2 separate regions of the Homo sapiens genome follow, and region 2 is linked to region 1. Evidence: read pairs that join two places in POLR2A ChIA-PET (ENCODE). Cell type or tissue: PC-9. All regions are shown on one strand. Links, peaks and the distances in the headings refer to the core of each region. The heading gives the core; the rest is flanking DNA. Region 1 overlaps LOC105373953 (a long non-coding RNA gene). Region 2 has its middle 30 kb from the start of MLPH.

The links. Peaks named below come from ENCODE experiments on the same cell type or tissue, not always from the same donor. Only the 100,000 strongest peaks of a DNase experiment are listed, where the experiment ranks them.
Region 2: POLR2A ChIA-PET joins it to region 1 with 6 read pairs; 2 of 35 experiments call an interaction of 5 or more read pairs at or near these places.

What each region holds. Positions count from the first base shown.
Region 1 is chr2:237,223,729-237,234,969 of GRCh38, forward strand. It overlaps LOC105373953 (a long non-coding RNA gene), which reads left to right. Exons shown (of 6, transcript XR_924035.3): 3 at 2,410-2,532. Among named protein-coding and RNA genes, the nearest start is that of COPS8, 140 kb to the left of the region's middle. In PC-9, for the core only: no CTCF peak of the experiment used is centred there; a DNase peak (open chromatin) is centred at 4,123.
Region 2 is chr2:237,452,115-237,463,355 of GRCh38, forward strand. No RefSeq gene overlaps it. Among named protein-coding and RNA genes, the nearest start is that of MLPH, 30 kb to the right of the region's middle. RefSeq lists enhancers at 1-173, 3,716-3,775, 7,390-8,589. In PC-9, for the core only: no CTCF peak of the experiment used is centred there; no DNase peak of the experiment used is centred there; H3K27ac peaks cover 1,298 bases.

The sequences.
Region 1 (11,241 bases), core at 2,004-7,003:
GACTAGGACAAAAGCCCAGGCCCCCTCCCTCACAGTGGGACCACTCCGTGGTGCAATTCACACTCCCCAACTTCCCCGGGGATCAGGCAGAAACTGGACCCCAGCCAAGAACCTGCCTGGCTCCACCCTTCTCCAGGCTTCTTGGCTTCCTTCACTCCCTTTCTGCCCACAGGTCCTACAATAGATCATTTCCACAAGACCCCCGTCTCAGACTCTGCCTAAGAAATCCCTCATCTTAATCACTGAGCCCATCTGGCGTCTTTCTTTTATAAAAAATTTGTATTTTTATTTTAAGTTCCTGGGTACATGTGCAGGATGTGCAGGTTTGTTACATAGGTAAACGTGTGCCAAGGTGGTTTGCTGCACCTATTAACCCATCACCTAGGTATTAAGCCCAGCATGCATTAGCTATTTTTCCTAATGCTCTGCCTCCCCGCCACCCACCCACCAGCAGGCCCTACTGTGTTGTTCCCCTCCCTGTGTCCATGTGTTCTCATTGCTCAGCTCCCACTTATCTAGAACCAGAAATACCATTTGACCCAGCAATCCCATTACTGGGTATATACCCAAAGGAAAATAAATCACTGGACTACAAAGGTACATGCATGCGTATGTTCATGTTCATGGCATCTTTCATTTAGGCATCAAACTCCCCTCAGTCAGGAAGGACGGTGACAGTCTCCACACCCTCCAGGCTATTGGGACAGATTCTGTTTTTTTCACCCTGCCCTGCAACAAAATTATTTTCTGCTTTCACCAAACCCAGGCAAACAGACTCCACTAGACCTGGAGACTAGGAATAGAAAATGTACATAAATTGTGGTTTTAAAAATTCACTTAGATATGAATAATATGATGATAATTATTAGGAAAACATGGAACATTAAGACGTTGAAAATAAGTTCTACAAGTAAATGTGCCAGTCAACAAAGATTCATTCAGGGTTCCAGGGTGTCACTTGAGTTAGTGACCATTGTATAAAGTTCTAATCTGTGCTTGAAAGTTCGAATTTTCATGGTCAATTGTTTTCCTTGAAGTGACAGGCCCACACCATTAATTCTTTTAGCAACTCTCTGGCAAATACCTAAGTCCGAACAACCATAATTTGTCTTTCAGTTATTCTTTCAAGTAAAAATGGCGTTCTAGGCTTGGCACAGTGGCTTACGCATGTAATCCCAGCACTTTGGGAGGCAGAGACGGGCGATCATTTGAGGTCAGGAGTTCAAGACCAGCCTGGCCAACACAGCAAAAACCTATCTCTACTAAAAACACAAAAGGTAGCCAGGCATGGTGGCACACGCCTGTAATCCCAGCTACTCGGGAGGCTGAAGCAGGAGAATCACTTGAACCTGGGAGGCGGAAGTTGCAGTGAGTCAAGATCGCACCAATGCACAATGCACTCCAGCCTGGGCGACAGAGGGAGACTCCATCTAAAAAAAAAAAAAAAAAGAAAATTGGTGTTCTATGAAAAAAGAGACTAGCTCAGCTCACAACACAAACAATGCATGAGAGCTCTTCTTTGGGATAACCCTTGTAGTTGGTGTACGGAGGTCTCATATGTGTTCTCCCCATCTTGGCACTCAGAATATTCAAAGGACAGGTCCTCAAAAGTTAAAATTTAATAAAATCAATAATTTTATTGATTTTATAAATAAAATTTATTTATGAAATACTGCTGTGGCAATGGAGAGCTCAGGTGTCCTGGTAGAATTTGATGTCACTGCCTGGGTTCCTGCCAAGGTGCTGGAACCATGGTTTTTGCACCCTTAGGGAAAATGTCAACACAGTAGAGAAGGCAAAAATGTCTTAGTGGAGTTTTTAAATAAGTTTTTTATTCTGGAATATTTGTTATTTTTTAATGTATAATTGACAAAAATTATATAAGTAGATGTATAATGTGATGATTTGATATGTGTACACTTTGTGATACAATCAAGCTAATTGACACACACATCACCTCACGTAGCTACCATTTGTGCGTGCTTGCTGAGTACATTTAAGATCCACTTTTTAAATCACTTTTTAATTTTTTTATTTCAATAGGTTTTTGGAGAACAGGTGGTGTTTGGTTACATGGATAAGTTCTTTAGTGGTGATTTCTGAGATTTTGGTGCACCCATCACCCAAGCAATGTACACTGTAACCAATGTGTGGTCTTTTATCACTCGCCACCGCCCACCCTTTTCTTAACAAATTTCAAGTGTGCACTACAGTGGTATTAACTGCAGCCTCGATTTACAGAAACATTGCAAAGGTCATACAGAGTTTTCATGAACCCCACACTCTATTTCCCTGATGATTAATATCTTTTATTAGTATGGTACTTTGGTCACAACCATTAGCATTAGCTGAAATCCATGCTTTATTCAGATTTGCTGAGTTTCACCCAATGTCCTTTTTCTGTTTCAGGATCCCGTCAAGGATATCACATGATACTTCCTTGTCATGTTTCCTTAGGCTCATCTTGACTGTCCATTTCTCAGACCTTCCTTGATTTTGGTGACCTTGACAATGTTGAGGAACAGTGGTCAGGTATCTTGTAGAATGTTCTTTCATCGGGGCTTGTTGATGTTTTCTCTGAATTAGACTGGGTTTGTGGGTTTTGGGGAAGAAACACCACAGAAGAGAAGCACCATTCTAACTGCATCATATTAAGGGTAGATACTATCAACCTAACTTCTTTTTTTTTTTTGACATGGTGTTTTGCTCTTGTTGCCCTAGCTGGAGTGCAGTGGCACGATCTTGGCTCACTGCAACCTTCACCTCCTGGGTTCACGCGATGCTCCTGTCGCAGCCTCCCGAGTAGCCGGGATTATAGGTGTGCACCACCACACCCGGCTAATTTTTGTATGTTTATTAGAGACGGGGTTTCACCATGTTGACTAGGCTGGCCACAAACTCCTGACCTCAGGTGATCCACCTGCTCGGCCTCCCAAAGTGCTGGGATTATAGGCCTGAGCCACTGCGCCCAGCCTCAACCTGACTTGTTATTGTTGATGTTGACTTTGATCAACTGACAGGTTTGCCAGGTGATCAATGTGTTTGTCAGGTTTCTACAGTGCAAACTTACCTTCTCTCTTTTCCATGCTGCACCCTTTGAAAAGAAGTCACCATGTGCAGCCTACATTTAATGAGTGGAGAGTTATGCCCCGCCTCCTGGAGGATGAACTATCTACATAAATTATTTGAAATTCTTTTGCATGGAATATTTTCTTAATGTTATTGTGAAAATAATTTTGACCTTGCAGAACCATGAAAGGCTGTTCGGGAAAACCCCCAGAAGTCTGTAGACCATACTTAGAGAAACACCATTCCATGCAATGGAGGCAGGGGTGGATGTGTCTGGAACCTGGGCACTATACTTGCGTGTACCTTGATGCTTCCAGGATTCCCTAGAAATCACTGTGGAAGGATTATTGCAGCCACTATTGCTTGACAAGGGCTCAGACCCCTCAGGGTTACAAGTTTAAGTCCCTCAACCAGGCAAGCAACCCAGACCCAGCAAAGTGTGTTTGAAAGGTAGGAAAATGTAAATTGAGGAAAAGAAAAAGGAGATATGAATATCAGTTCGGTCTTACTCATCTGCAGTTTCAGTCACCATACATTATACCAGTAACCCTCTTGGGTTAAGTCAACAGAGATTGGGTATGGCCAGCATATTTGAGTGCACTATGTCTCAGATTGCACTAGTTCTCCCCCTCTCCAAGGAGGAGTGAGGGCATATTGTTCTCATAATCAATGAGATAACATTTTTAGAACTGGAACCAGATATAATATAGGGCATCAGATGATATGAGTGATCTAGATGGTGGACGCTCAGACACCACTTACACACCCATCTCCAATTCCAGAAACCAAGTGATGGCAGCTTTGTGTGGGGCTAATCAGCTTCATCCAAGTGCAGTCTTCATCTGAGTGCACCCTGACAGTGCCTTGTTCAGATCTGCTCACACGTCTCTTGGCTACCAGCCTGTGACTTCTGATAATGCCAGGGCATGGGATGCCACAGGAACCCCTTGGTGCCCACATATACATGACTCAGTTGTGCAGGATAGTTAATGCTCCACTTGAAAGCTCTTTAAACAATGGGAGAAAGGAACCAATAAATAAACGTTTCCTACCCCACGCCACAGCACTGACTCTGAGTCACATTTTCTGTGGTTTCTCGGAAGACATCGTGGTGTTAAACACACAATCTCCCATCTCAGCGGCCAGTGTAGCTTGCATTGACTCACTCTTCTTTGCTGAAATGCTTTCCCTGTTCCTTAGCTTTGCTCTTGGGATCATAATTCCCAATGAAAGCTTTGATCAACAGTGTTTCTCTCAGGTTTTCTTTTCGAAAGAACTTAGGCTAAGACAGATCAATACAGTGTTGTAACCAGCTAGTATGCATTCCTTCCAAAGATTTATTAAGTCCTCCTGTGTGCAAAGCATCATGGTAGGCTTGGAGACAACTGGGAAAATAATCAAATAAATCATTACAAGTATAAATGCTGTGAAGGAGAAGCACAGAGTGCTTTCAGATTGTAATATCCTAATCTAGGGAACTAAAAAGGGGCTTCTCCACTGAGACCTGAAGGATGAATAGGACCACTCCTGGGAAGAGGCAGGAGAAAAGGAGGGAGTATGGTGGGAAGTGAGACAGCAGATTCCAAGGGCTGGAGGCAAGTGAAGGTGGGTGTTTTTAAGAATTCAAAGTAGCCCAGCCCTAGTGGGCTAATGGCTAAGCGGAGAGAACAGAGAGATTGGAGAGGAGTATGAGGAAAAAGACTTTGGCGGAGTGAACAAGAACCCAACTGTGAAGAACCTTGAGCACTTATCCGGTGAGCCACAGGAAACCTCTGGAGGGCTCTGAGTAGAGTATTCCTCAAAGATGACTTTGTCTATGGATGCGAGGAGTATTAGGGGTCAGGATCATGCAGGAAGGCTAATTAGAGGGCCATTCAAGTGATCTAAGCCAAAGATGAAGATGGTACCAAATACAGTGGTGGCAGGTAAGAGGAAGAGAAGGTAAATGATTTGAGAGCTGCTAAAATAGGGATTTTTCAATTTTTTGGAAGTTAATATATGAGATGAATACAATTTGTCGGAAGTTTTACATATCATTTGTATAATTTGTGCAGAAACTTCACTTGCTATTTGTAATTTTCTTTAGGTGAGAAGGATTTTTAATACATTTTAAAAGCACTTAAAACAATTTTTAATACACTATATAATGTTAAAATTTTCATTTTCATCATGAAGGTAAAAATGTAAGAGCCTTTGAATCAGCAAGATCAGCATCTAATCAGATTTTGCCACTTACTAGCAAGGTGACCTTCGGCAAGTCACTGAATGTTGCCAGGTTGTATTTTTTGTTGTTGTTTTTTGAGACGGAGTCTCGCTCTGTTGCCCAGGCTGGAGTGCAATGGTGTGATCTCGGCTCACTGCAAGCTCCGCCTCCCGGGTTCACGCCATTCTCCTGCCTCAGCCTCCCGAGTAGCTGGGACTACAGGTGCCCGCCACCACACCCGGCTAATTTTTTTTTGTATTTTTTAGTAGAGACAGGGTTGCACCATGTAGGCTAGGATGGTCTCAATCTCCTGGCCTCGTGATCTGCCCACCTTGGCCTCCCAAAGTGCTGGGATTACTGGCGTGAGCCACGCCACCCGGCCTGTATTTTTTTTTAAATAAATCTGTAGATAGAGTTAATGTCACCTGTACTTTGTGTGTGTGGCAGTCGTTATTTTTTCAAGAATGGAATAAGATCACGGCTGTAAGGTGTCAGATGTAGTGCCTGGTATAAAAAGATAAGTGAAAAAAAAAAGACATCTATTATTTGTAGTGTTTACAGATCACTAATCCGGAACCTTGCTTAAATCACTATCCCAAAGCCATCCTTTCTTTAGACTATGGTTTAATCTTCTTTCTCATTTTTTGCATTTGTTGGTCCTACATGGCTCACCTGTTCTCATCTTGCCTTGCACTGGCAATTCCAAAATCAACTTCTCCACTCCCCACTTCCTCTGGTTATCATTCAGGTTCTCAATCCCTGCAGCCTCAACATGCCTGAAAAGCCTTCTCATTTCCTCTGTCTGCCACCCTATCTTGGCCTCTCCAGAATCACTGCCATTTTTGTGCCTCTGCTGCTGCAACCGCAGAGGCTAGGGCAGCCCACTGTGTTGCTGTCATTGGTGGGAGTTTGGGCACCCTGGGCTCACGTGAGTTGTTCTGGGCAACACGCACCACCCAGCAGCTTCAGGTGCTGGACTTCCCCAAGCTTGCTCTGCATGTCCTTCCAGAAGTGATTCCTTTTCATTGACTCCCTTGGCAGTAACTTTGCAAACACTTAAACTTTATTAACTTTATCCATTAGTTGAGTCATGCTTGAACATATGGTGGTACATGGCCAGTATAATTGAGATCTTGGATCCCATTTTTCAGAAAATAATATCCATGCCCACAGAAGATGCCAATGGAGGGTTGTCAGCCCTGGAGAGCCAGTGATGGTGACAAAGTAGAACTAGACATCCTGTGAGTTTCCATCTGGGAAAACTCTCAAGAATTCTTTAAAGTAGTGGCTTTTAAACTTTTAGTGAGAAAATATAATTTTTCAAATAAAATTTTATAAAGAAAATATATAAAACAGATAGAGGAGGAACAATTTTGATTAAGTGGCAGAGAGGCATGGTGGCCTAATCAGTCCCCAGCCCCTCTCCCCAAATAACCCCAGAGGTACCACCAAGGAATCAAATGGCCCAAGAACACCTAAAACCATCACTCTGGAGATACAGCAGTCTCCCTAAAAGGCATGGAAGCATGAGCCTAACTAGAGACAGGTGACAGCCAGGTGTAGTGCGGGATGGGACACAGGGAAGGTGGAGCTCAGCCTCATCAGCCGCTATCTCCAGGAGCATCTTCCAGGCAAAGAGCCTTTCTGTCCCGTCTCCCTTCCAAACTCATGCCACCCTGATGATTGTGATTCCAGAGGATCAGAGGCAGAGGAGTCCTCATCATTTTGGATTATTTGGTTACAAGCAACAGAAATAGACTCTGACTACCTCAACCCTAAAAGGAGTTTATTGGAAAAATAGAGGTGGCTCACAGAATTGGAAGATAGCTGAAAAATCAGGCTTAGAGGGGTAATCAGGGAAGTTCCAATGGCTTAGCTAGTAAGAGATAATCAGTAGAGTCACCTGGGGGTCCACTCAGAGATGAATCAGGTCCTATGTGGAAGAAGTGATGCCCCAAAATGAAACCCCAAAGGTTCTTAGGTGACCAAATACCAGCTGTCCACTATCGGATGCCCTAGTGTTTGGGGGAGGGAAGTTACTGGACTTATTGCTAACATGATCACAATAAAACCCCACCTTTTTGTCCCCAGTCCATTGCTGTCTGCCCCCACAATGTTGCAGTCTCATGGGTAACACTCAGGTCATTTAGCAGTCAGGTGTCACAAGCTGTCCTGGCCAAGACCCATGGAGCGTTCAGCTCTGACCTTGGCCATGTGACCTGCTCTTGGGTCTTCTACAGCCTTGACCCTTCTCTGCCCTTCACTCAGGTTCATGTTGTCATCTTCCTCTGGGTGCCCCAACCCCCACTCCATACCCCTGGCCCTTCACAGCTCTTCCCCTGCTCAGGCTGTCTCAGCTGGGAAGACACTTCTCTTGTCCGTAGTGCCACCACTCAGTACATAGATCAAGGCAGTGTTCAGCACAGTATAAATGGCTTTCAAATTCCAAAGAGAAAAACACAGCTTTTGCCTCTTTGATGGTGGTAGGGGGTGTGAGATACAACAATTTTTTACTGGGAAGAGATTACAGCATGCCCTAGACTAGTAACCCCCTTAAAATGTCATCAATGTGACAGACTCCTGACTCTTTGTAGGTTTTATCTTCCACTATCTGGTACGAATGTGTCTTATGAAGGCATCCAAAGTACTTGTCATTTTCTGCCCACCAATTGGAATTAACGTTATGACTCATATAAGGGACTAATGTATCATACTATGGGTTGCCAAGGCTGCCATTGCTGGCCCTGTTACAGGGTGGGTCTATCTGGGCTATCAACACATACGCTGGGAAAACTGGGAGCAAGAGCAGGGAGCAGATGTGGAGTCAGACACCAGAGCAGCACGGATGAGCAAATGACTGACACTCCAGCCAAGTGAGGGGCGCAGCCAGGAAGGCGGCCAGAGTCCTGACTCCAGGACAGCAAACACAATGGCAATGTCGGAACAAGATGATGAGACAGACCGCCGAGTGCTCCAGGCTTCAAATCCTAAAGAAGTCAACAGATGGAGGAAGGACCATGATGTGAGTCTTCCAGAATGCCTCCCTTGCCAGAGGGTTGTGGGCTTGGAGTCTTGTGACAGCCCAGATGCTTTCTGCCGGCCACAGGGTAACACCATTACAAACTGTCCCCGAGAGCTGGAGGACACCTCGCTCCCCTCTCCCTCTCCAGATGCTTTTATTTTAAGTTGCAAGGCTCAGTCCCAACTCTTCATCCAAGTCAAAGTTTTTTTTTCCAAGTGTCTACCAAGTTTCAATGCCACTGAAGCCTTTCATTCTATGTCTAAGAATAGCACTGGGTCAGAAAACATCTTCCTTCTCTCTCACTTGGGGTTACTGACCCAAATACTGGCACTTGAAAAACAGAAAAGGCCTAGTTGTCACCACATGGCTCAAGGGAGTCACAGCAAGGAAGGTTGAAAACAAGTGCCAAAGGAACAGACATGAGTCAGCTTTGGAACCTTCTAGAAAACTAAGCCAAGGAGTTTAGATTTTGTCTCTTTTTGCTGCTGTTGGAGGAGATGGAAAACCAACACATATTTGTTGAGTGAATGAATGATTGAAATGTTTTAGAACAATAATTTGGGTAATAATGGAGAGTGAGTTTGACAAGAGAAGGAAAGAGAGGATGCCCCAGGCAGGCACATTGCTGAAATAACTGTTACGCACTAAGAAAGATGGGCCAAGGAGGGAGGATCATGAGGTCAGGAGTTTGAGACCAGCCTGATCAACATGGTGAAACCCCGTCTCTACTAAAAATACAAAAAGTATCCAGGCATGATGGTGTGCACCTGTAATCCCAGTTACTCAGGAGGCTGAGGCAGGAGAAACACTTGAACCCGGGAGGCGGAGGTTTCAGTGAGCTGAGATCGTGCCACTGCACTCCAACCTGGGCAACAGAGTGAGATTCCATCTCAAAAAAAAAAGAAAAAAAGAAAGATGGGGCAGGTCTGGACTGGGACAAGCACAAGTGGAATTAAAGATGCGGAGGGGTTGTAGAGACCTTTAAGAGCTGGAATTGATTATTAGTTGTCAGGAAGAAGAAGAAGAAATCAAGGATCTCTCCACATCATGAGGCTAAGTGTGGCAACACCAACAGCAATGGAGACAAGTGTGTAAGGCAACACATTAGGTTTTGGCCATGAACATGTCTAAATGCATATGTCAGGTAGGCGGGGGGTGCATGCTGGAGATCAAGAGAGAGATTGAGTCTAGTGTGCCAGGAGTCACTTGATTGATACTAGTTGCGGGACTAATATGTTCACCAGAGGATGCATTGAATAGAAGTGAGCAAGAAACTCGAGAAAGCATTCCCAATGCCTGGTCCTATTAATCCATCTCCAGTGCAACCTTGGCTGCAACATTGCTACTGTCCTTTCTGGCAACATTACATGGGTGGCTTATTAACCTACCTTGGAAAAGAGGTTGTCTGAGCCTGGGTTTCTCTCCACCCCACTGCCATGAAAGCAGAGTTTTAGCCAAGGACTTGTGTGCAGGTATTTTATTTAAAATGTAATCCCAGAGAATAGAAGTAAGGGATCAGGGAGAGTAAAGGAAGGAGGAAAAGCCCATAATGGGCCAACAGTCCATTATGAAAAGTGCACTATAAAGTTGTTGTGGGCAACAGGGGCTCAGTCCCACCTGGACCTAGGAGGAGCCTGCAGAATGCCTCCAGAATTGGCCTCCTGAGGACCCAAAGGGAACACACTTACTATGAGCCCCCATACTACATTGGGTGCCCCCAGGGGCATTACCACCCCACACTTCTAGATGCCCCTATATGTTTGTCAAGTGGGGACCTGCCAGGTCCATAGCAACAGAGAGGCTCCGGGGCAGAGAGTGAAGGAGGCAAGCTCATGCCTGAGGCCGGAGATGTCAGCAAATGTGACTGGAAGCACCCACAGAGCTTCCCATCATCAGAACTACAATCTAAGGGAAGCCAGGAAGGTGCAGGGAGGGGGTCTGGAGGTATATGATACATGGACCCTTTGAACTCCTCAGATCCACTCCTGCCTCACATTACATCCAGTTCCACCAAGACAAAATATTCAAGGTGGTAGTTGAACCAAAGTCTTCCAAAGACTCAACACACTGGGTCAGTGGAAGAAGGCACAGTCCCCACTGCTGCAATGGACCCAGAGGCCTCTGTTGTTACTCTTCACCTCATTCCTTCACCATCCTTTCCAGATCCTCCCCTCTATTTCAGCTAACATTTCAGCTGGTCTAGGTTGCTTGCCTAGACCTAAAGCTTAGATGACCTAAACCTTCCCCCTTGATGGGTCTCAGTGTTTGGCTGTCTTTCTTTTTTCAGGCCATGATTGCTGCAATTGCCTGTTACTGTTTTAGAATCACTAAGAGATGTTCCAGGGAATTCTGTAGGCTCCACCCCAGGAACACCTCTAGATCCTGATGACAGACTCAGTTACCCCTCCTTACTTGACTGTGAATCTGCAGGCATAGCAAGACCGAAATGAACAAGCTGTACTCGTAGGCTCTGAATCAGTGAACACCATGTCCCTGGAGGAAGTTCTATCCCAGGAAATTGGGGCCTGTGCTTCAGCAGGGTCTGATGTTATAAGAATGAGAAGCACAAATTCCACAGTGGATTAATGGAAGCTACAGGACCAGAGGCAATTCTACTTCAACTCCTTGTTGCACAAGCCTAAATATTGTAGCAAATGGGGAACCCGTGCATCAGCTGTGAGCTTACTCCATATGTTGCATTCCGGGGTACAACACCCCTAAATAAGTAGAAGACTTGGTCCTTTAATAGGTGCATAATTCTGGTATGCCAGATGTTCCCTGGCGATGTGATATATGGTAAGACCAGCAGATTCGTAAAATAGGTCTTCTGGTCCAAAGCCATGGTTTGTAGAATTGCATGTCAGTAAACAGGCATTCAGTAAACTCTAGAATGGCAGTTGTCAGAGGACAAGTGACAGACCAAGTCTACTGCAGTTCACCCACTGGG
Region 2 (11,241 bases), core at 2,428-7,427, 230 kb after region 1:
CCCCAGAGTTAATGGCAAGTTCACATGGCTGGTTCCATCTCCCCCTGAGCATCCCAGTTCCTGCTGGCCATGCTCGGGGAGGTTCTCTCCCCTAAGGCCTTTTCAAACTGCTTCCTCTCGGATCACAAAGGAAAACCAGTCCCACGCAGAGAAAGGAGAGAGGGAGGTGGCCCGTAGGGAGTGGCGCTCAGCCTCACTTAGTGAGCACTTACTATGTATGTGCCAAGCAGGCTGCTCTGTGCTGCAGGGACAGAGGTGCATTCAACACCTTGCATCCTTCCTTTCCCCGGGAACTTGGGCCCCAAAGATGGCCAGGCCACAGCTCAATGCCCGTGACAGCGGCGGAGGGAATGTGGGTAAGGGCTCCTTAGGAAAACTAGGACATTCTGAGGGAGATGCTGGTGCCTGAGACGGCCCCAAGGGGAGTGTGTCCTCTGAGAGGAGACGGAAGGAAGGCACATCAGATGGCAGCAGGAGAAGAGAGAGGAAAGGCACGAGCAGGGAGTGAGAGGCAGGACACACCGTCCAGGGCACGGGGACCCCACCCCAGTTTAGCCCTTTCACATGGGCCCTGCGTGTGGCACTAGGGTCCTTGTACCCCAGCATAACTAGGAAGGGTGAGAGGTCACAGGCTAAACCTCGCCCGTCGCTCTGGAATGTTGCTAAACTCCAAGTTGAGGGTGGCAGACTAAAGTCATTGAAAACATTATTTGATGGTAAGTAAAATGGTGATAGATTATGTCATAGAAAGCAAATTTCACTTGCTTGTTATGGATGAATGTCAAGACAGTGGAGAGATTTCACCCAGCCCACCGAGCCCGACCCCTGGTGTCTGGGCTGCTCATTCACTGTCCTCCCCAACTGGAGATACTTGGGGAGGAAAATCTAAGAAAACCAGATTCTACGACAAAGCTGAGAATGCATCCCCAGAGAGAGGCTGCCTGTTAAGTCAACAGCAGGCACTAGTTCTTCCTCAAAACTGGGAGTGAATCACAGACACCAGCAAGACTGAGTAACCTTGAGGCCCTGCAGGGAAAGTGGAAGGGCCTTGAGGAACCTGCCCAAGGGTAGGTCAGGGGCCAAGTAGATATGGCCCCTCAGGGATGGGGTGGGAGGGGAGAATCCTGGCCAACAAGTTGAAAGGGCATCCCCACTGTGCCTGGAGCAAATCTGGTCAATGTGGGACCCCTAGCCACTCCACACCTGATGCAGGCCAGGCAGTAGCTGCCTTAAGATCCCTCAATAGCAGCAAATATAACCCAGCACCTGTGCAGCAGGCTCCCCATCACTTCCAAATGTCTCTATCCTCAGTTAACAGGGTTCCCGCCATGAATCACAGAAACCCCAGCTCGAATGGATGAAAGCAAAAAGACTCACCCAGCAGGACAGTTCGAGAATGGTGCCAAATTTGGTGACAGCTGGACCAGGGACCCAGTGAAGGTTGTGCTAGGGTTCTCTCTCTTTCTCTCTCTCTCTTTCTCACTCTTTCTTTCTCTCTCTCTCTGACTCTCTCTGTCTTTCTCTCTGCCAGTCAGCCCTGCATGGCTCTCCTTGATTTATTCTCCAGGGAGGCCTCCCTAGTGTGACACAGTGACCACCAGCAACCCCATACTTACAGCCTCCTACAGCAAGGACAGAGGTCTTCTGTCTCCCAGGACCCACATATCCATCCCAAGGGAGAGCCTGGTTGGCCCTGCATGGGTCACGTGCTCCTCTTGAGCTGACCACTGCAGTCGGGAGGAGGGAACACTCCACTGGGCCAGGCTGGGCCATGTGCCACCTGTGTGGCAGGTGGGAAGTAAGAGATCATAATTAGCATTTCCCTGGAGTTAAACAGGCAGCCAAAATTTATCTTCACCCAGACGTTTACAGAGATCTCTAAAATTAACAAAGCATTTTCATAGACATTACTTCATTTCATTCTTGAGACAGAGCAGGGACACCTCTTAGGGGTCTGCCAGGTGTCTCCAAGCATGGAAATAAAAGAAAATCTTGAGTTCCTTCAAGGGAATTTGCAGGCACCTAGCTGGCCCTCAGAAGTAAATAAGCAACCTGATGAGCAAGAAGGTAACAACAACTTAAAACAATAACCAAGAAACTTAGAGCCACAAGGTGTATGATTCCTATCAAGACAGCATCTTAACATAGGTCTCTGAGTTATTTTTTCAGAAGCCCAAATCCCCACAAAATCGATCTGCTGGCATGCAGCCTCAGATAAGAGGGGAGGTGAGGACTGAACTCTGTCCACAGAGACCTGGAGAAAGTCATGACCACGGGCCAGATCATAATGTTCCTTTCTGCTGACCCCAAGGTTTTAGGCAAAGCTTCACTTCCTTAACCAGTTGCAAATGAGAGAGTTTTTGAATGCACCTATAGGAACTGTAAGCCCCCAGGTTTCAAGATATTCATCTTTTTAGGGCAAACCAATGTATAACCTCTGTATTAGTCCATTCTCACACTACTAATAAACACATACCTGAGACCGAGTAATTTATTAAGGAGAGAGGTTTAATGGACTCACAGTTCCACATGGCTGGGAGGCCTCACAATCATGGTGGAAGGCAAGGAGGAGCAAAGCCACGTCTTACATGGGTGGTGGCAGGTAAAGAGAGAGAACTTGTGCAGGGAAACTCCCCTTTATAAAACCATCAGATCTCGTGAGACTTATTCACTATCATGAGAACAGCACAGGAAAGACCCACCCCCATGATTCAATTACCTCCCACCAGGTCCCTCCCACAACATGTGGGAATTGTGGGATCTAGAATTCAAGATGAGATTTGGGTGGGGACACAGCCAAACCATATCAACCTCCATGTATTGATTTACAATTTTGCCTGTAATTTCTGCTTTCCTGAAATTTACCCCTGCCTTTAAAAGCCCTTGCTTGTAAGCCATTGAGGACATAGGGTCTTAAGTGTGAGCTGTCTGATTCTCCTTGCTTGGTGTCCTGCAAATAAACGCCCTCTGTTCTCCCACTGCAAAACCTCAGTGTGGACATGTGGCCTTACTGCCCTGGGTGAGCAGATCCCAAGTTTGGTTTGGTGACATTTTCACAGCAGCCCCTTGAGGTAACAGGGCAGGGATTACAGCTGCCAGAGAGGTTGAGTGGCTTGTCCACTGTGGCACAGCGAGGCAGGGGTATGAACCAGTTCTTGCAGTCCAGAGTGGGTGCTCTCTCCACTTCATGACACTGTCATGAATGGCCTTCCATAGCAGACACTCTTGTGTCCCACCCAGAACCCGGAACTCCTCTCCCTAGCTTCCCACCGGCTCCCCTGCAGCTCAGTCTGAGAGCTCTCTCTGGACACAGAAGCATGCATGGCCCCCAGGCAGACAGGACAAAAGCACCAGGGTGCTACTCAGCCACAGGAGCCTCACTCAGTGACAGGCTGGAGATGGGGACTCCCGCTTCCTCAGCCCTAGGGAGGGACGACTCTGGGCCATGCTCTACCCAGTCCCCATGAGTTCCACAATGAGACTGAGCCCTAGCAGGCCACAGTGGCCACCTGCCTGTTTGCACACCCTGTCTCACTGGACCACTTTCAGGTCCTCCTGGGATCACCTCCCAAATAAATTTGAACGCAAATTCTTGTCTCAGTCTGCTTCTGAGGAGCCCCAAATTAAGATATTCTGTCCATACTAACAAACTGCTGCCAAGAAGGCAGAGATAAGTAAATTCTGTACAATAAGTAAATCATGTCTCAACACCCATCAACCCAGGATGGCACATTCGCAGTGCGTGGCCATGGGGATTTCCTCACCACCCCTCAGAGACAGACGTGTCTAATTGACCATGGTGCTTTCTGAAGCTGTGTTCACACACAGGGAAGAAAGAGCATCGTGACCAGTCAGTCACCTCTGTCCCTGTAGAAGAGTTGGGGTGGTGGCAAGTGCACAGCTACTTCTCATCCCTACTCCAGCCCCTGGCTTACTGAGCCCTGAGAGCCATAAAACAAATGTCACTCTCATAATGTCACCAGTTCCCAAAATGGCTAATTTTCCTTCTTTCCATTGCCAACCCTGCTAAGAGTCACACGTACAGAAGGATTGGCTGGAAAATGCCACCAAATCCCTGACTGGTCTAGCCCTCCGACACTGGAAATAGAGACATAGAATCTGGAGAGCAGTTGGGTGGCACCGGGCCCACCTGGGTGAGTGGAATGCTAAACATAGGCATGACTCACATCTGGCTGGGAGGGCCCCACCACCGCTCCAGCGGGAGCAAGCCCTCCCCCGCCTGCAACACCATCTCAGGCCTCCATGGAGCAGAACCATGTGGACCATGTGGACAGCTCTGTCTACACTGGCCCTCACTGCACATCACATGGCTCAGGGAGGTCCTTCGGGCTCAGCTCCTCAGGTTACACTGAGGACATCTGGAGCCATCTGGCCCCAGCACCCGAGCCCACTTGGAGTCCCTGGATAAACACATCCCGTCACTTAGGAAAACAGAATTACATTTTCCATCATGATGAAATGAACCTCTAGGGGGTATTTACAAAAATGTATACTCAGCTAGGGGACAATGTGGTTTTTGCCAATTAGCTAGAAGAGGAAGTCTGGGGATCTTTGCATAGCATAACGAAAAGAAAAAACGTAAGAGAAAGAACAAGAGTGAGGAAAGGAAAGCCCAGTTAGGTCCACTTTCAAAATAAACAATTTTTACAGTTACAGACAGACCCTGATTTATACGCAGGCTGAGTTCCAGGACTGTGTTTTCAAGTCAGTCGTTTGGAGTTTGAAACTCATTTTCCCATAGAAACTATGTGCATTGGTCATAAAGTTAACCCATAGATGTCTCTTTCTTCAATAAAGTATCTGAAATGTACTACCATTTTCACCTTTCCAGTTCCCCTCAACATCATCTATAGCTTTGCTTCCCTAAGAAGTTAAATTCTGATGTCCAGATCAGGACAAGGGAGCCCCTTTCTCCTGTCAGTGAATGGCAGTGAGGAGGGCCTGGTGATGGTGTAAGGCACTCACAGGAACATGAGGCAGTGGCCATCAGCTTTGGAGACCCACAATATGAGTGTGACTCCCAAGGCCACCTCATGCTCTGATCAGATGCTCACCATGTCTTGGCCTCAGTCACCTCTCAACTCTGTCACCTCACCTCCAAATAGTCTCCGCCTTATGTTGCTGTTGTGGGGGGGATAAAGTTGTACAATGTATATAACACACAAGGAATGGTAGTTGGTCCCAAACAAGTGCTCTACAAATGGTGGTTATTATCTTTACTGTTGCCTTTCATATGCAGGAGGGAACTTAGCATGAAATCTGAGCATCTTAGGGTTTGAGGGGAACCATTAAATGTTCTCAACAAAGGACAGAACCACATCTACTTTGCACCCTAATACGATTCCCATTCCTGGCCCATGGCAGGCTCTGACAAGGATTTATTGGATGGATTGATGGGTGGGTGGATGGATGGATGGATGAATGGATGGATGGATGGATGGATGGATTGATGGGTGGGTGGATGGATGGATGGATGAATGGATGGATGGATGGGTGGATATATGGATGGATGGATGGATGGATGGATATATGAATGGATGGATGGATAGATGGACGGATGAGTGGGTGAATGGGTGGATGGGTTGGATGGGTGGATGGATGGGTGGATGAGTGAATGGGTGAATGAGTGGGTGGGTGAATGGGTGGATGGGTGGCTGGGTGGCTGGGTGGTTGGATGGGTGGATGAGTGAATGGGTGAATGAGTGGGTGGGTGAATGGGTGGATGGATGGGTGGATGGGTGAATGGGTAAATGGGTGAATGGGTGAATGAATGGACAAATGAAGGGATAGACAGATGGACAGATGAAGATCTAATACTTTTTGCTCACCATCGCCTCTGGCTTGAGTCTGGGGTTCTGCTGTCAGTGCCCCTCTTAGCACTACCACAGGCTTTGATACCACTGACTCCCTCTCACTAAGTAAAATTCTGACCCCAGGCTCTGAGGAATCATCTCTTTGTCTCAGCTCTTCTTTGGTCTCCCTCCCTGATTGCTAGCTCCCCAGGTGCCAGTTCCATGGAAGCATTCTCCATGACTATCCCTCTGTCTTCTCCCTTTCCCTCCACCCTCTCCATGGGTGTCATTCTCTCATGGAGTCAGCTCTCACTTCCCCTCTTATATCCAGCCTTGGCCTCTTGTCTGAGCAGCAAAGTTAAATTCCCTCTACCTGATGGTTACTTTCCTATTGAGAGCCCATCAGCACCTTAAATCCAAAACTCGAATGCCCTCTTTTTCTTGTTTCTTACCTCAAGCAGACCTACTCCTGTTCCTGGGTCCCCAGCCCTCATTAAAAACCATAAATCCTCTCATGGTCACAGGCTGGGACTCTCAAAGTCACTGTCACTTCTCTGCTCTCAGTCTCCTTTTCTACTCAATCAGGAAATGAGGAGAGCAACTGTTGTGTCTGCACATTCTCCCAGTCTTTATACCTTTGCCTGAGCTCAAGGCTATCTCTTGATCGATATAATGCACTAGTCACCTGCTACCTCAAGGAAATAGACACTAACAGCCCCAACAAACTGCCAAGTCATAGTAGCCAAGATGTCACCAGCTACTCTCTCACTGCATTGGTTGTCTATTGCTATAAGCAAAACATTCTAAGATTTACTGGGACAAAACAACCACCATTCTATTATGTCTCATGATTCTGTGGGTTAGGCAGGTTCTGCTCTGTGGTTCTTCTGCTCCACAGGATGTTGGCTGGTAAGGCAGTCCCCTAAGACCTCAGCTGGGCTGGAAAATCCAAGATGGTTCACTCACACACTTGGTACCTTGACAGAGATGGCAAGAACACTAAGATAGCTGAGCATCTTCTCTCTTCATGTACTCTCAGGGCTTCTCCCTTCCAAATTGGTAAGTTCAGCCACACTTCATACGAGGCAGATTAAGGCTCCCAAAAGTGAAAGTTACCAGGTCTTCTTAGGGCTTGGATCCATCTTGGATCCATAACTGGCACAGCACCCCTTTTGCCATATTCCATTGCTTCAAGGGAGTCAGAGGACCAGCTCAGATTCAACACAGGAGGGCATGATACAAGGCTGTGAATATCAAGAGATGTGGTTCATTGAGGCACTCTTTGAAGACCAGCTACCATACTCATTCAAGTTAGTTCTGGGCAGGCCAGTGGCCTCCTCCATCTTACAGCTAGCATCATTTGGATCCTGTGGTCTCCAAAGGCATCATAGCAGAGGCAAAGAGAGAGAGCTGGAGGAAGTACAATGACTTTCAAATGCCTCTGTCCAGAAGTGACATATCACTTCCACTCACATTCCATTGACCAGAATGACCATGTGATCCCCACTTGACGACAAGGAAGGCTTGGAAGTTAGAGGAGTGGATGACTATTTGGTTGGCCTTAAGTGTCTCTGCTCCCTCATCTATTTCCTCTGTGGGACGAACGCAGCATATGCAGAGATTCCCATACTCTGTTGGTGGGAGTGTAAACTGGGACAGCCTCCCGTGGAGGACAGCAGGACCAACCCACCTTCTTGCTTGCTCTAGGATGAGTTTGGAGAATACATCATGTACAGGGCCCTTCCAGCTCTAAAAGTCAGTGGGCATTACTGAGCCAGAAAACGAGGGCTTAGTAACATCAGAACACCAGCCTCTCATCTTGTTTCCAGAGTATTCTGTGGTGTTGGCCGGAATGGAGAGGAATTCATTCCTCTGAAGGGTGGAGGCTGCTTGAGTAACTGCTGGTTCCCACCTAGTGAAGAAGGAGAACACACAGCATCTTTGTGGGAGCCAAAATTGGCCACATTGGTCAAGTCAGTTTGTATGCCCTTTTCACAACACTGTGCCTAATTCAGGATGCTATATTAGAGCAAAGGTGGAGAACCCAGAGGGAAATCCAAGAATAACAAAGCCACTTGACCTATAAGTGAAGGTGGAAGGGACTGGGATTCACTAACCAAAAGACAGGAAATGACTCAGCATCAAATGCCTGCAAACAGCAAGTCATGAAGAGTGTGGACATCGGTGTCAAATGGACCTGGGGTTGGGCACTGACTCCATCACTTATAGCTGTGGGGCATTACTCGTGTAGCTTAACTTCTCTGAATATCATTTTTCTCACCCATGAAACAGCCAGAGTCAGTGTAGCTTCCTCAAGGTGTTCTTATGACCATTAAATGAGATGATGTGTGTGCCGGACTCATGGTACATGCTTGCTAAATGTGGGTGTTGTTATTGTTGCTGCTGTTGTTCTTATTCCTATTTCCATTGTTGGCATAACACGATGATTCCTACAAGTTATTGGTTTCTTGAGAGAGGGAATTATTAATACTCTGTCAATGACACTGACCATCAAATCCTTAAGTGTGACACAGAAGACCCTCTCATCCCTAGCCTCTGTCTACCCCTCCAGCCGTGTTCCTACCTCCCACCACACACCCCATCCATGATGAACGACTTATACCTTGAACTTGTTAAAGGTTTCTGTGTACAAATAACAGAAATGAACTTGAGCAAACTTAAGCAAACTGAGGATGTCCTGAATCCAAGGAAGCGTCGAAGAACCAGGACTCAGGAAGGGCAAGAACCAGGCAGCTCTTGGAGTTGTGGGGACTTCAGAGGCCACTCTACATGCTCTGAGGCTCAGAGATTCACAAGAAAGGCAGCCTAGCACAGCAGAAGCATAGATGGCCTAGGATCAGTAAAGTGTAACTCAGGCAAGGCCATCTGGGGAGAGGGATGGCCACACTAATAAGACAGGGTCAGTCTTCCTGGGCACACAAATCGTGTTGCCTGGGAGGAGGTGCATGTGTCACCAGAGTGCAAGAGATGATCTCTGAGGGTTTAGCTGCAAGCAGGTTTTGTTTTGTGTTAGGGAAAAAAACCTATTAAGCACACCAAACTCTTGGTCTTATGGGAATTACTACTTAGGAAACAGGAAAAATAGGCCTTGACTCTAAGAGAATCCGTTTTTAAAGTTTTAACTAAGTAGAGTTAGCACATGGATATGGCAAGTCCCAAAAGAGAGTTCATGGATGAACTCATGAAGCATCGCCTTGAAGGGATAGTTAGGAATGCTAGCATACTTAGGAAGCATCGACTTGAAGGGATAGTTGTGTGCTCATTATAAATGGAAGTGGTCTCATGGATCTAGGGTTCTAAATTCAAATGTTTTCAGGGACCACACAGGAAATCTAAATGAAGAATGTGGGCCGGGTGTGATACAATAGGGAGCGGTGGAGGCAGTGGTGAACTAGAAAGGGTGTGCTCAACTCGCTCAGCTGCACGCAGCTGTCACAATGAAGACATGCAGGCCTGATGTTGTCCAATCTTTTGTTTTCAAAGAAAAGCTGGATATCTGTCTTCTTATGAGAATTTTTCAGATTTTGACATGCGAGTACCTAACTCAAAAGTTGTAAAACAGTAGGTGAGCCACACATATCGCGTCCTGGACTGAAGCCAGCCCATGGGCACGCAACCTATGTTCCCACCAAGATGGAAGGCAGACCACCAATACTGCAGACCCTGGGAGTTCCACTACCCCTGTTTTCTTGGCAAGGAGAAAGATAACTCATTTTATGAGGCGAGCATCATCCTGATACCAAAGCCTGGCAGAGACACAACAAAAAAAGAGAATTTTAGACCAATATCCTTGATGAACATTGATGCAAAAATCCTCAATAAAATACTGGCAAACTGAATCCAGCAGCACATCAAAAAGCTTATCCACCATGATCAAGTGGGCTTCATCCCTGGGATGCAACGCTGGTTCCACATACGCAAATCAATAAACATAATCCAGCATATAAATAGAACCAAAGACAAAAACCACATGATTATCTCAATAGATGCAGAAAAGGCCTTCAACAAAATTCAGCAGTCCTTCATGCTAAAAACTCTTAATAAATTAGGTATTGATGGGACGTAGTTCAAAATAATAAGAGCTATTTATGACAAACCCACAGCCAATATCATACCGAATGGGCAAAAACTGGAAGCCTTCCCTTTGAAAACTGGCACAAGACAAGGATGCCCTCTCTCACCACTCCTATTCAACATAGTGTTGGAAGTTCTGGCCAGGGCAATCAGGCAGGAGAAAGAAATAAAGGGTATTCAGTTAGGAAAAGAGGAAATCAAATTGTCCCTGTTTGCAGATGACATGATTGTATATCTAGAAAACCCCATCGTCTCAGCCCAAAATCTCCTTAAGCTGATAAGCAACTTCAGCAGTCTCAGGATACAAAATCAATGTGCAAAAATCACAAGCATTCTTATGAACCAATAACAGACAGAGAGCCAAATCATGACTGAGCTCCCATTCAAAATTGCTTCAAAGAGAATAAAATACCTAGGAATTCAACTTACAAGGGATGTGAAGGACCTCTTCAAGAGAACTACAAACCACTGCTTAATGAAATAAAAGAGGATACAAACAAATGGAAGAACATTACATGCTCATGGATAGGAAGAATCAATATCATGAAAATGGCCATACTGCCCAAGGTAATTTATAGATTCAATGCCATCCCCATCAAGCTACCAATGACTTTCTTCACAGAATTGGAAAAAAACTACTTTAAAGTTCATATGGAACCAAAAAAGAGCCCACATTGCCAAGTCAGTCCTAAGCCAAAAGAACAAAGCTGGAGGCATCACGCTACCTGACTTCAAACTATACTACAAGGCTACAGTAACCAAAACAGCATGGTACTTGTACCAAAACAGAGATATAGACCAATGGAACAGAATAGAGCCCTCAGAAATAATACCACACATCTACAACCATCTGATCTTTGACAAACCTGACAAAAACAAGAAATGGGGAAAGGATTCCCTATTTAACAAATGGTGCTGGGAAAACTGGCTAGCCATATGTAGAAAGCTGAAACTGGATCCCTTCCTTACACCTCATACAAAAATTAATTCAAGATGGATTAAAGACTTAAATGTTAGACCTAAAACCATAAAAACCCTAGAAGAAAACCTAGGCATTACCATTCAGGACATAGGCATGGGCAAGGACTTCATGTCTAAAACACCAAAAGCAATGGCAACAAAAGACAAAATTGACAAATGGGATCTAATTAAACTAAAGAGCTTCTGCACAGTAAAAGAAACTACCATCAGAGTGAACAGGCAACCTACAGAATGGGAGAAAAATTTTGCAATCTACTCATCTGACAAAGAGCTAATATCCAGAATCTACAAAGAACTGAAAGAAATTTACAAGAAAAAAACAAACAACCCCATCAAAAAGTGGGCTTATCAT